Regions from separate parts of the Homo sapiens genome. Here region 1 is linked to region 2. The links are chromatin contacts, found by Hi-C or POLR2A ChIA-PET in ENCODE. All regions are on one chromosome and are shown on one strand. Each heading gives the region's core, a stretch centred on a gene start or an enhancer-like site at or near the end of the contact. The rest is flanking DNA. Distances are from core to core; before and after follow the strand shown. Region 1 overlaps THRA (thyroid hormone receptor alpha). Region 2 overlaps IKZF3 (IKAROS family zinc finger 3).

The links. A loop is a pair of places that touch in the nucleus more often than their neighbours do. ChIA-PET counts read pairs that join two places held with the same protein, here RNA polymerase II (POLR2A). Pooled maps may share reads with other maps.
Region 1: a pooled map shows a loop between it and region 2 (1.9-fold over the local background). The contact joins two enhancer-like sites. A Hi-C loop is called at or near these places in 1 of 50 pooled maps. POLR2A ChIA-PET finds 5 or more read pairs at or near these places in 2 of 52 experiments (GM10248 and activated naive CD8-positive, alpha-beta T cell).

What each region holds. Positions count from the first base shown.
Region 1 is chr17:40,066,550-40,072,851 of GRCh38, forward strand. All of the region lies in intron 1 of THRA (thyroid hormone receptor alpha), which reads left to right. Among named protein-coding and RNA genes, the nearest start is that of THRA, 6.7 kb to the left of the region's middle. RefSeq lists an enhancer at 4,349-4,954. Within about 2 kb of position 2,867, at least 30 of the 41 ENCODE cell types and tissues checked have a DNase peak (open chromatin) inside an H3K27ac peak, as active enhancers do.
Region 2 is chr17:39,792,796-39,798,844 of GRCh38, forward strand. IKZF3 (IKAROS family zinc finger 3) reads right to left here. Exons shown (of 8, transcript NM_012481.5): 4 at 1-138. Among named protein-coding and RNA genes, the nearest start is that of GRB7, 58 kb to the left of the region's middle. RefSeq lists an enhancer at 56-185. Within about 2 kb of position 1,661, at least 7 of the 41 ENCODE cell types and tissues checked have a DNase peak (open chromatin) inside an H3K27ac peak, as active enhancers do.

The DNA.
Region 1 (6,302 bases), core at 1,617-4,116, 270 kb after region 2:
GCTACTCAGGAGGCTGAGGCAGGAGAATCGCTTGAACCCAGGAGGTGGAGGTTGCAGTGAGCTGAGATTGTACCACTGCACTACAGACTGGGTGACAGAGCGAGACTCCGTCTCAAAAAAAAAAAAAAAAAAAAAGAAAAACAAAAAAGAACAAGGCATTATCTATCAAGCAGGTGATATACCATCACAGCTAAGAACAGAGATGATGGTGATGATCATGACGGCCATGATTGACCTGGACTGCCTAGGTCTGAATCCCAGCTCTGTCACTTGCTGGATGTGTGACTTTGAGCAAGCGATTTAACTTCCCCGTTGCCTCATCTGTAAATTGGGGATGATCATATCTACCTCATTTAGCTTTTTTGAGGAAAAATGTTTTTAAAAGTGCCTAGTTCATAACAAACTGTATATGTGAGCGGTTGTGATGGGTGAAGGAAGCTGTGGGCCTGGGGTCTCCCAGATTTCTTAGAGAAGCTTCGTGGAGAATTGGGTCTCCTAGACATCAGTGAGACTGGGGCCTGGGGCAGTGGGTCTCCAATTTCCAGCCTTCTCACCGTCATGTAATCTTTTCCTCCCAGACAAATTTTTGCAGCCTGGAATGAGTGTATGGGAAAGAGCCCAAGGCAGGCCCCTCTGCCCCACCCTCCTTTGACCCTCGCCCTTCAGCTTACAAGGAGCCCTTGGCCCCTCAGCCTGGGACACACCCCACCAGCTAGGGGCACCTGCATAAATCTTTGGGCATCACTGCATCTCTGTTCAGGGTCTGAGCTCTGGGGGTGGGAGAGAGAGAACAAGGAAAGCCGTCCCCTCTCTTATGTGTGGGCTCAAAGAGGAGGCAGTGCCCTTCCTCCCTCCTGGGAGCCCAGCATTGGTCAACCAGGACCCAGCTCTGGCTGATAGGCACCAGATTCCCCTGCCCTCCATGGAGTGGTACTTAGTGTGAAAGGTGGTGGCAGAGAGAAACTGAAGCACTGAGTAATGACCAGTGTGGTGGGCACAGCACTTTGAGATCCAGCATCTGTCCTGGGTTGCCTCTTTGCCTTTGTGAGTCTGGTGATCAGGATCCCCTCTCCAAACCCCTTTTATTTAGCCCTGCCCCTCAAGGTGAAGGAAGGACAATGGGAGGATACCCTGTAGGGGTGACGGGAAGCCTTTGGAGTGGGAACCAATCTCAACTCTAGTTCTCGGCTGGGCACAGTGGCTCATGCCTGTAATCTCAATATTTTGGGAGGCCAAGGCGGGAGGATCACTTGAGGCCAGTAGTTCATGATCAGCCTGGTCAACATAGTGAGACCCCATCTCTAAAAACAACTTTAAAAAGTTAGCCAGGTGTGGTGGCGCATGCCTGTGTTACCAGCTACTTGGGAGGCTGAGGCCGGAGGATCGCTTAAGCCTGGAAGGTCGAGGCTGCGGTGAGCTGTGATTGTGCCACTGCACTCTAGCCTGAACAACAGAGTGAGACCCCCCACACACACATCCTCTCAAAACAGACAGAAAACAAAACAAAAAACCCAACTCTAGTTCTCATGGCTGCAAAGGTGTCTAGGGGACTTTGGAGAACTGTTGTGTCTCTTGGGGAGGGAGGCAAGCATGACCGTGGTGGGAAGATCACTGGCTGGGAGTTGGGAGGCCTGGCTGTTGACATTCACTAGTCGTATGACTTTGGGCCTGGGTTTTCATTATCTAGAGACAATGGTTCCTGTCTCACTCAGGTTGAGGGCAAATAACACAAGGTGGGATGACCCCTGTGTTCAATCCATGTTGCATCCTGGCATGGTGAGCAATGCCTGTGGATTCTCCTTTTTTCCCAGGGCCTGGCACATGCCAGGGTGGGGCATACACATGCTGCCTGGAACCAGAGACAGTTCTCAGTCTCTCACTGAAGTATCTGGGGCTGGTGTGTGGTGGGGGCACATGTGGTTCCACCTTGGTGTCACTTGGCAGGCCAAAGCTGGGGTCATAGGGACCTCCCTCCGGTATGCCATTGCGTGAGGTGGTCCAGAGGGAGGGTCAGAAGTTTGCTGGGTAGACAAGGGAAGCAAGATGGGTGTTACTGGTGCCCAGGAAATACTATCCTTGCTTCGCTGTTTTGGGGGTGGGCATTAAAGGTTGATACCAAAGCCTCAGCCATGCCCCTCAGCAGTGGCCAAGAGCAGAATGATTGGACCAAGCCCCTGGCCCACCTCCTCCTCCTCCTCTTTTCCTCTTCTAAAGAAGAGATCGGCTCTTGGCTCCCAGAGCCCCAGCTGCCTGTTTCTTTTTCTCTTTTACCAGGCATGGGGGTGGGGAAACAGGGGAACCGAGGCTTTGGTGTCTTTCGGCATTTTTGTACACATCAGTGAGTGGGTGTGTTGTGCACGCATCCATGTGAGAGTGTTTTTGTGCATGTGTGGGCTGGGGAGGGCTCTGAATATCTCCTGGAACGGTACCCAGAGCCCTGTGGCTCTGCGCATGCGGGGTGAGTGTGTGTGTCTGCACGTGTCCGTGTGTGTGCCGGAGACTCAGCTGCATTCACGCGCGCGCTCTCTCCCTCCCTCTCTCCCTCCCTCTCTCTCTCCCTCCCTCCCTTCCTCTTCCCTCTCCCTCTCTCTCTCCCCCTCCCCCTCTCTGTCTCTCCCTCCTTCTCTCCCTCCCTCTCTCTCTCTCACACACACACTCTCAATCTTTCTCTCTTCCCTCCCCCTTCCTCCCTCCTTCCTATTCCCTCCCTCCTCCCTTTCTGTCCCTGTCTCTCTGTCTCTGTCTCTGTCTCTCTCTCTCTGCCTCTGCCAGTTCTGCTTGGTTAGGGGCTAGCTCCAGCCTCTGGGGTGCCTGGGAGAACATCCCTCCCTTTCTTTCCCCCTCCACCATTCCCTCCCCTCCTAGGCCATGCTCTTCAGGGCTTGCAGGCAACTTCTTCTACTGCCTTAGATGAGGGAGTGAGGAGGGAGGACCCCAAGCCTTGTGCCCATGGTGCCATCTGCAGCAAGTGCCTTGGCCCCGTGACATTCATGCCTCCAGCATTCAGCTGCCCCAGCTCCCAGCTCCAATTACCCGCTGGCTGCTGGGGGAGGGTGGGGAGAATGTGCCGTGCCCAGCTTGGGGGTGCTCCTGCTTCTGCTTTCTTGGCTACTTGGATCTCCTGCCTCCATTCCTGAGGGGAATTGGGCAGGGGGGGCGTGAAGTTCTGTGGGCTGATAAGGAGGGGCTGAGTTCTCCAGCATGGGTGTGGGCATGACCACCCACCAGTGGTCATGGGGGATGGATGTGACCTGGGAGGAGACCTCCAGACCTGGGCACCCACCTTGATGCCTGGCTGGAGCTGGCCCGGGCAGGAGGAGGGAGAGGAGAGCAGCAGGTGGGTGAGGCTATGGGGGAGCCGAGTGGGAAGCAGTCTTTGATGTTAATACTGGGCATCTGGCCCAAGTCAAGGCTGCTGTTTATGTCTTTCTGTCTCTGACCTGCAGGGGGGGTTTCCTGTTATATTCTTTTGGGGCGGGGTGGGGAGGATCCTTTGTTTAAGTAACCAATCTCCCCCTTATGAGGATCCCCACCCCATCTCCCATTCTCTAGCCTCTAAGGTCCCACAGTGGCTAGGTGATGAGTCACTGCCCCCCAGCTCCAGAACCTGTCTCCTGGGGGCCCAGTGAGAGCTCACCAAGGGGTGCCGCCTCCCCTCCTCCCGTCTCCCCCATGCCTGCCAGGCTGGGGCCCTGAGTCTGTGTGTACTCCTCTGCCACATCACACCTGCCAAATAGTACCTTCCTTCCCGCCTTCACTCCTCCTCTCCTTCCTGGCACTAGGATAACAGAGAGTTGGGTGGGGCAGCCCTGCTCAATCCATACCTGAGAATAGAACAGGGGGTATGGGAAAGGACAGGGAGTCCCGGTCCTAGAGAGGCCTCTGCCCCTCAGCATGGGGGCACATGTCGCTGCTGCAGCACTGCCACCACCACAGACTCCCAGGGGCCCTTGGTGTGGGTGGCTGCCTGTGGTGCCCGTGTTGGCATGGGGGGCAGTGCTGCCCATAGACGCCTGTGCCCATGCATGCCCATTTATGTGTCTGGGCCACGGTGGCCGCCCCGGCCCCTCAGCATCGCCCTTCCTGGCTCCCATGGTGGGAGGCTGGGTGATCAGGAGTGGGTGGTGGGGGAGGGATCTCCCCCCACCCTAGCAGCAGGCAGAGGGGAAGGGGAGAGGGAGGTGTGAACCTACCCACAGAACTATTAATAGCCCACATGCCAGGCCACCAAGAACCAGCTGTCACCGTGGAAACCATTCCTACGCCCCCCTCCCCCCAGCCTGCATGGGGTGGGACTTAGACAGGGTACGAAGCCCCCCACCCATCTTTCTTTGTTACCTTTCTCTCTTTGTCTCCCCTCCTTCATGTGTCTCTCCTCCCTTTATCTGTCCTCCTTTCTACCTCACCCCTTCTCCCCATCCCCCATCTCTGGCTCCCCTTTCTTCCTCTCCCTCTACTGCCTTGTCACCCCTAGCTCTACCCCAGCCCTGTCCCATTTCTTTGTTCTTCCCCCTCCTCCCTTCTTCCCTCTTTCCCCCACCAGCCTTTTTACCCCTCCTCCCATCTTTCCACCCTTTTCTCAGCCGCCCCGCATGTACGTGTCCCTGTGGCTGGCAAGGAGGGCTGGGCTTTCTTCAGAGCACTAAGGACAAAGTTCAGGGGCCCCAGAAAGGTGGGGCCAAAGCCCAGAGCAGATACGCAGGAGGGTTAATGCGGGTAGTATTGGGGGTTAGATCCTGGGGACAGAAACTCCCCTCTGGCAGCCCCAGGAGTCCTTTGGGGGTGTCCTCAGATATACAGGACTGCAGAGTGGGACGGCTCGGCAGTGGGAACCTGGCGGGGCGCCCGTGGATGCCGCATTGGCCCCGTGTCCCTGTCCCCCCATGGCAGAAGTACTTAAGCTTAATGAAATGCTTCCCCCTCCACGGGCACTTTGCCTACACTGCCTCCCAGCAGCTCTTATCTCACAAGGAGGGAGTGGGTGGCCAGGCCAGCCGACAGGTGGGTCTTGCTGTCCTGCTGTCCAGCCTGGGCACAGAACCCCATAGCTCCGCCCCCTCGGCCTCCTTGGGGCAGGGCCTCCCTCGCCTCTGCAGAGGAGGTACCAGGAAGGAGTTTGGGGAGTTAAGCTGGACTCTGGAGGAGGGGTGAGAGGCTGCCCTTCAGGGTGGGTACCCCTGCCCCATGCCCCTTACCCGCTGACCTTTTTCTGTCCGTGGCTAACACAGGCTCATGTGGTATGTGTCTCCCCACATGCTGGGCCCTCTGCCTCGCCTCTGTATCACCCCAAAGGCCCAAGTGTGTCCCTGGAGAGATGCCAAGGAGTCCCCAGGGGTTCCAGCCTCTTTCTGGGTACCCAGTGAGGGTGCCCTAGGCAGCAAGGGCAGCACCTTGCTCCTCTGCCCACTACCAGGGGCTGACTGTAGCTGGGCTGCACTGCCCAGCACCAGGGCACCATTCAGTTCAAAAGAGGGGTGGGGCAGAGAGCGAGTCTGCCCCTCCCCCCAGTGGGCACGTGCAGGCCCTTGGCAGTACCCAGACACATTTGGAGTTAAGGCTGGGCAGGAGAGAGGGATGGGGAAATAAACATGGTGGCTTAGGTTGGCACTGCTCCAGGTCTGCAATGTAGCAACTGGTAAGTGGCAGGGGCCTGGGGGAGGGGACCCTCAGGAGCCCTGGCCTGGGGCAGGAGCTGCCCATGCCATGTGGCTGCCACTGGTGTTCCCCGCCTGGCCCGGCCCACAGCAGCCAGTGCTCATTCCTGCACACACTGGTCCTCCTCGGCTGCCCCCAGGACCTGCTCCCCGGGGCTGCCCCTCTCTCAGCATGCCCACTCCTGTGCTTGCCTCCTCCCCTCCCTGGGGGCGCTTGGGCCTCCGGCTGGCGAGTGGATTTTTCCAGCTTCTGTAAACAAGTGGTGGCAGTGTGCCAGGCGGGCAGGAGACAGGCGGGGGCAGCACCACAGCCAGGGTGTGCCAAGCACCGAGGCACAGCCTGGGGGGCAGACGGAGACACCCAGACCCGGAGAGAGAGACATTCAGACACAGACAGACAGACAGACATGCAGGCAGCCTCGCTGGACGTGGAGTCAGAAGATCGTCCTCTATTGTCCAGCCCAACCCCCGTAGCGGCCCTCGCCCCCTGCCCCTCACTGTCTGGCTGAGAGCATTAGGCCCCAGTGCCCAGCCCCTGGGCTTCCCCACCCACTCCTTCTCCTCCCCAACCTCCACCCCTTAGGGCTGGCTACGCCATTATAAATTTATAACAGGAATTTCTCCACAAGCCAAGAAAAACTTGACCTA
Region 2 (6,049 bases), core at 411-2,910:
ACTTAATGTTTTCATATTCATTATATTCTCTTGAATAGCTGTAAGGGATTTCAGGCTCTTCTGCATTTCCCATGGGTTCTGACTTTAAAACATTCTCATCTCTTTCACTGTATTCATCTTTCACTTTCATTGAATCATCTGCAGGGAAGAAAATGCAAGAAATGAACAACGACTATACTTGAAGCTATCAAAGCAGCTCAAACAGCAGAGACCCACAACTGACAATTAAATACCAATCGAAGCTAACAAAACACTGTACATCTACAAAACAAGAAAGCACCATTAGCGTGACCGCACGTTATTTAAATTCAGAACCACAGTCAGAGGAAAACACACATACTTACACACATAAAAATAGACGATAGTGTTTTAGGCTATCCAGAAAATTACAGATAATAGATTTTAGCTAAGTTTGCTCAAAGTGGCCATGAAACAAACATTGAGCAACTCTTCTCCAGTACTAGGGGAGAGGAAGGGTTCTCAGATCTAGTACTGTTTTTGGTGGCTGCAGTTAAAAAGGCAAGGTGATGTACTCTTAGGTTTCAAGGAGAAAATATTGTTTGAATCCTTCAGATGCATCCAGTGTAAGCCATTAAGATTAAGAGTTGACTAGTTAACATAGTTTTTCTAATTTTAAGCCATGCATTGCCTCTTCCCCTTCCACGTATATGAATTGCTAAAACACATCTTATCTCTGTCTCTCTTGGAGCTGATAAAGGCACAACATTGACTGTAGAGGAAGTTGTCAGTACTAATGAAAAAGTGTTGAGAAAGACAAAAGGAAAAGTAATTCTTTCATATAACCTAAGGAGTCACTTTCATCGACACAGGTAAGTGGGGCTCAATCTAAATAAGGGGAAGGACCATTAGGTCCCAAGTTAGGGAGAACTAAACTCAAGGACTCAAGGATTGTGTAATAGGACTGGATAGGAGAGGAGGGACTGGCTCAAGTGAGTTGGCTGACCAAGTACTATCTTAAGAACTGCAATGTAAATGAATGAAATTTAAAAGAAGAGCTGTAATACTCTTCATGAAGAGCATAAGAACATATGAAGAACGTGGGAAAAATATGAAGAACATAAGAAACAAAGAAGGCAAATTTATGTACTTGCACTGACACTAGTAAAACCTAAAAATTTGCCTGATGTAAGAATAATAAACATTTGTAAGGGATTTTGCATATATAAAATATGCTATATAAATGCTTACTTTTTCAACCATTGGTCCTTAGAAATCAAAAGTTGTACCTCCCCATGAGGAATCACAAATCAATGGAGTGTAGGGCTGGAAGGGAATTTAAAGGTCATCTAATCCAACCCTCTTGTTTCTCAGATGAGGAAATCTGGGAGCAGAGATGTTTTTGGTCATTTGTCGAAGGTTACACATCCAGTTACTGGCAGAGGTGTGATTAGAATGCAAAACTTAAGCTTGAACTATCAATTACTTGGATTTGACCTCATGCACTAGACATATAAGGCCTAAGTGGGTTCTTACCAACTGTATTACACACCCTCCCATCAATGGTGTAAATGTTAAAACCCAAAACAGTCTGAAAAAAGATATTTTAAAAAACTACATCCCTTCCAAAAAACATCAGTAAGTGTTGCTCCTCTTGCTGCATAGGAGGAAGTACAACTGCAGCTGTGCCTGGCTTGCTACCTTCAACCCAAGTTTCAATTTTCACTTCTATCAAGGTTACCTTTCATCTATATTAACTGTGTTTGCTTAATAGAGCAAGACAGGGCCTAACCACCATCAGAGGAGCCAGGGCTGCCACACAGTTCCACTGCTTCCTACCACAGTTCATGGTTCACAACTTTTCACTCTTTGACTAGCAAAGATGTAGGGCTGTAGGATAAGTCCAACATGTTTCAAATTTGCCCACCCTATGGATCTGGATTATATAAGAAATGATATCTGTTTCCTACTTGGAAAGAGGTTTACTTCTTTCTCTGGATAGGTCTTCCCTGCTTTCAAGTGGAATTTGTTTGCTTAAGTGTTTATTTTTTATTTTTTTAAGAGAAGGATGCACCTGAGGCTTGTACTTGCCTCCCTTCCTCCATCACTCCAGCTGTGGGTAATATCCCACCAAAGCTTGAGTGCTCTTCAGTTTGCATGTAGGCGTTTAAAAGAACCTCAACGGAAAATTTCAGCTACTTAAAACCAAAAACAGCAGATAGAAAAGGCCAGCAGAAAAGGATCCTTTCCATTTTGGTTAGAAAATGTGAACATGACCAGACTCAGGCCACTCCATGGTCACTGAACTTTAAAATGTAGTAAGATCAATGTGTTGAGTCTTTCTGAAAACAGAGGACATAAGAGAGCTGCTCCTTTCCCTCAGGATTTTGGCTTTAGTTGGCCTGACCTGGAATTCAATACGACACCATCCTGGCTCAAGAGCAGATCTTAGCTTTAGTCCTTTAGGAGTCAGCTATAGAGCAAGGAAGACAGTATTTGAGACCCAGGGACATAAGGACACAGGGACAGGGCATTAGAGAAGTCCTTTGGGCTTACATAGTTGCTGGTTTGCCTTTGGAGTCTTACCAGTTTTAGATGAATGACCTGGATGACCTCTCTGCATGGTTACTGGGGATTAGCAACTTATTTTTATTTTATTCTATTTTATTTTTTGAGACATAGTCTTGCTCTGTTGCCCAGCCTGGAGTGTAGTGGCACGATCAGCTCACTGCCACCTCTGCTTCCCAGGTTCAAGTGATTCTCCTGCCTCAGCCTCCCGAGTAGCTGGGATTACAGGCATGCACCACAATGCCTGGCTGATTTTTGTGTTTTTAGTAAAGACGGGGTTTCGCCATGTTGGCCAGGCTGGTCTCGAACTCCTGACCTCAAGTGATCCACCCTCCTTGGCCTCCCAAAGTGCTGGGATTACAGGCCTGAGCCACCGTGTCCAACCAGATTCTAATTTATTCTAATATTCAACTCTGTTACCTTCTCAAGGTAAGCCATAATAAATTGCTGGCTGGGCATAGTGGCTCATGCCTGTAATCTCAGCACTTTGGGAGGCCAAGGCAGGTGGATCACTTGAGGTCAGGAGTTTGAGACCAGCCTGGTCAACATAGCAAAACCCCGTCTCCACTAAAAATATAGAAAATTAGCTGGGCATGGTGGCTCCCAGCTACTGGGGAGGCTGAGGCAGGATAATCGCTTCAACCTGGGAGGTGGAGGTTGCAGTGACCCGAGATCGTACCACTGCACTCCAGCCTGGGCGACAGAGCGAGACGCCATCTCAAAAAAGATAAAATAAAATAAAATAAATTAGAATTTAAGGTATGAATGAGATTCCTGAGAGATATTAGGCTTAGTACTCAGCCTCCAAACACAGTCCACCAAAACCAGGAAAGGCATTAGCCTGCTCTAATGAAGAGATTCATCCCATTCCCTGGAAGACTTATTGAAGCAGAGAAAAGGGGTGTTCTACTTAGAAAAATTCTATTAGAAAATACTAATGAACATGTCTAAAATCAAACTTGTCATCTTTGAACCCAAACTTGCTTCTAATTTATGACTTATTTATGTTGACAAATGGCATCACCCTTCTTCCAGTCTCCAAGCCATCAAACTGTGGAACCTTTTCTCTTTCAATTTCTACATCAAGTCAGTCTCCAAGATCTATCAACTCTATGTCTTCAGGCTCTCTAGGTGCCAACTCCTCTTTTCCTTTCCTTTTGCAATTTGGTTTCACCTTTCATCACATCATACCTAAATTCATCCTCTCTCAACATTCCTTTCTTTTTTTTTTTTTTTTGAGTCAGAGTCTCACTCTGTTGCCCAGGCTGGAGAGCAGTGGTGTGATCTCGGCTCACTGCAACCTCTGCCTCCCTGGTTCAAGCGATTCTCCTGCCTCAGCCTCCTGAGTAGCTGGGATTACAGGTGCCCACCACCACACCTGGCTATTTTTTTAATTTTTTTTTTTTAGTAGAGACGGGGTTTCACCATCTTGGCCAGGCTGGTCTTGAACTCCTGACCTCGTGATCCACCCACCTCGGCCTCCCAAACTGCTGGGATTACAGGAGTGAGCCACTGCGCTCGGCCTCAACATTCCTTTCTAGACAGATTTAAGACACAGGTGGTCCAGGAGCGGTGGCTCACACCTGTAATTCCAGCACTTTGGGAGGCCGAGGCGGGTGGATCATGAGGTCAGGAGATCGAGACCATCCTGACTAACATGGTGAAACCCCATCTCTACTAAAAATACAAAAAAATTAGCCAGGCGTGGTGGTGTGCGCCTATAGTCCCAGCTACTCAAGAGGCTGAGGCAGGAGAATCGCTTGAACCTGGGAAGTGGAGGTTGCAGTGAGCTGAGATCCCACCACTGCACTCCAGCTTGGGTGACAAAGTGAGACTCCGTCTCAAGAAAAAAAAAAAAAGACATAGGTAAGCTATGCTTACTGCCTCTACAGCCTCAAAAAGGACTCAGAATTCTCTGTAATATGGCTTCCGCCTCCACAATTCACTTAATCTGCTCCCTTGAATATCACCAACCATAATCTCCTGATTCCTAGATTCAGAGCCTTTTTGTATGCCACTCTCTCCAACTTCTTTGTAATCCTCAACACTACTGACCACTCACCATTCCTTGTTCTTCTGCACTCCTATGTCTTTTCTTTCTTTCTTTTTTTTTTTTTTTGAGACAGAGTCTCACTCTGTTGCCCAGGCTAGAGTACAGTGGTGCGATCTCGGCTCACTGCAACCTCTGCTTCCCAGGTCCAAGCGATTCTCCTGCCTCAGCCTCCCGAGTAGCTGGGACTATAGGCACGTGCCACCACACCTGGCTAATTTCTGTATTTTTAGTAGAGACAGGGTTTTACCATGTTGGCCAGGCTGGTCTCGAACTCCTGACTTCAGGTGATCCACCTGTCTTGGCCTCCCAAAGTGTTGGGATTACAGGCATGAGCCACCGTGCCCGGCCCCTGCACTCCTATTTCTTCAATGAAAATGTACCTTCTTTCCTTGCCTTTCTGATTGCTTCCTTCTTGCCCCTTTTCTTCCCTCTGCATCCTAAATACTGTCCTTAACCTTCTTTTTTCTTCCCTCTACACCCCTCTTGTATGGCAATTTCATTCATTCTTAAGGCTTCGACTAACATCTTATATGATTAATTTCCATATATATAACTCCAGGTGTAACCTCTCTCCCTTTCTTTAGTCCTCTATTTCTGAAGGCTTCCTAGGTATCTTCCCAGTTACTCAGGCTAGAATCCTTAGAGTCATCTTTCCTTTCTCCTGATTGGGCCCCACATTCAATCATTCAGTGGTTCTATCTGTGTATCCAATCTCTAATCTGTTTCTCCACTCCTGTATTTTGCATGCCCATTACCTAATTCTCAGACCCTATGACTTTCCCACGATCTACTTATTGCTGTAGCCCCCGCACTGTTCTCTTTGGCTCCCTTCTTTCTCCTTTCCAGCCCGTCTTGTTTGTTGCTACAAGATTGCTCTTCCTAAATTCTACCTCTGGTCATGTCATAGCCCTGTCAAAATTCTTCAATATTTTCCACTGCCAACAAAATAAAGTCCAAACTCAGAAACAAATAATTTAAAAGGCCTTTCGGGATCTGGCCCCAACCTATCTTTGGCATATTAATTTTGACTAGTTAGATCTTTAACTAAAGAGCTTCTAAGTAGTCTTATTTCTACTGCCTAAAAGATCTTTCCCCAATATGGCCACAGGTCCAAGTCCTACACATCCTACGTATTTTTTTTTTTTTTTTGAGACGGAGTCTTTCTCTGTCTCTCAGGCTGGAGTGCAGTGGTGCGATCTCTGCTCACTGCAACTTCTGCCTCCCGGGTTCATGCCATTCTCTTGGCTCAGCCTCCTGAGTAGCTGGGACTACAGGCGCCCACCACCATACCCAGCTAATTTTTTGTATTTTTAGTAGAGACAGGGTTTCACTGTGTTAGCCAGGATGGTCTCAATCTCCTGACCTCGTGATCCGCCGGCCTCGGCCTCCCAAAGTGCTGGGATTACAGGCATGAGCCACTGCGCCTGGCCACTGTCCTACACATTTTTAAAGGTCAAACTAATATGCTGT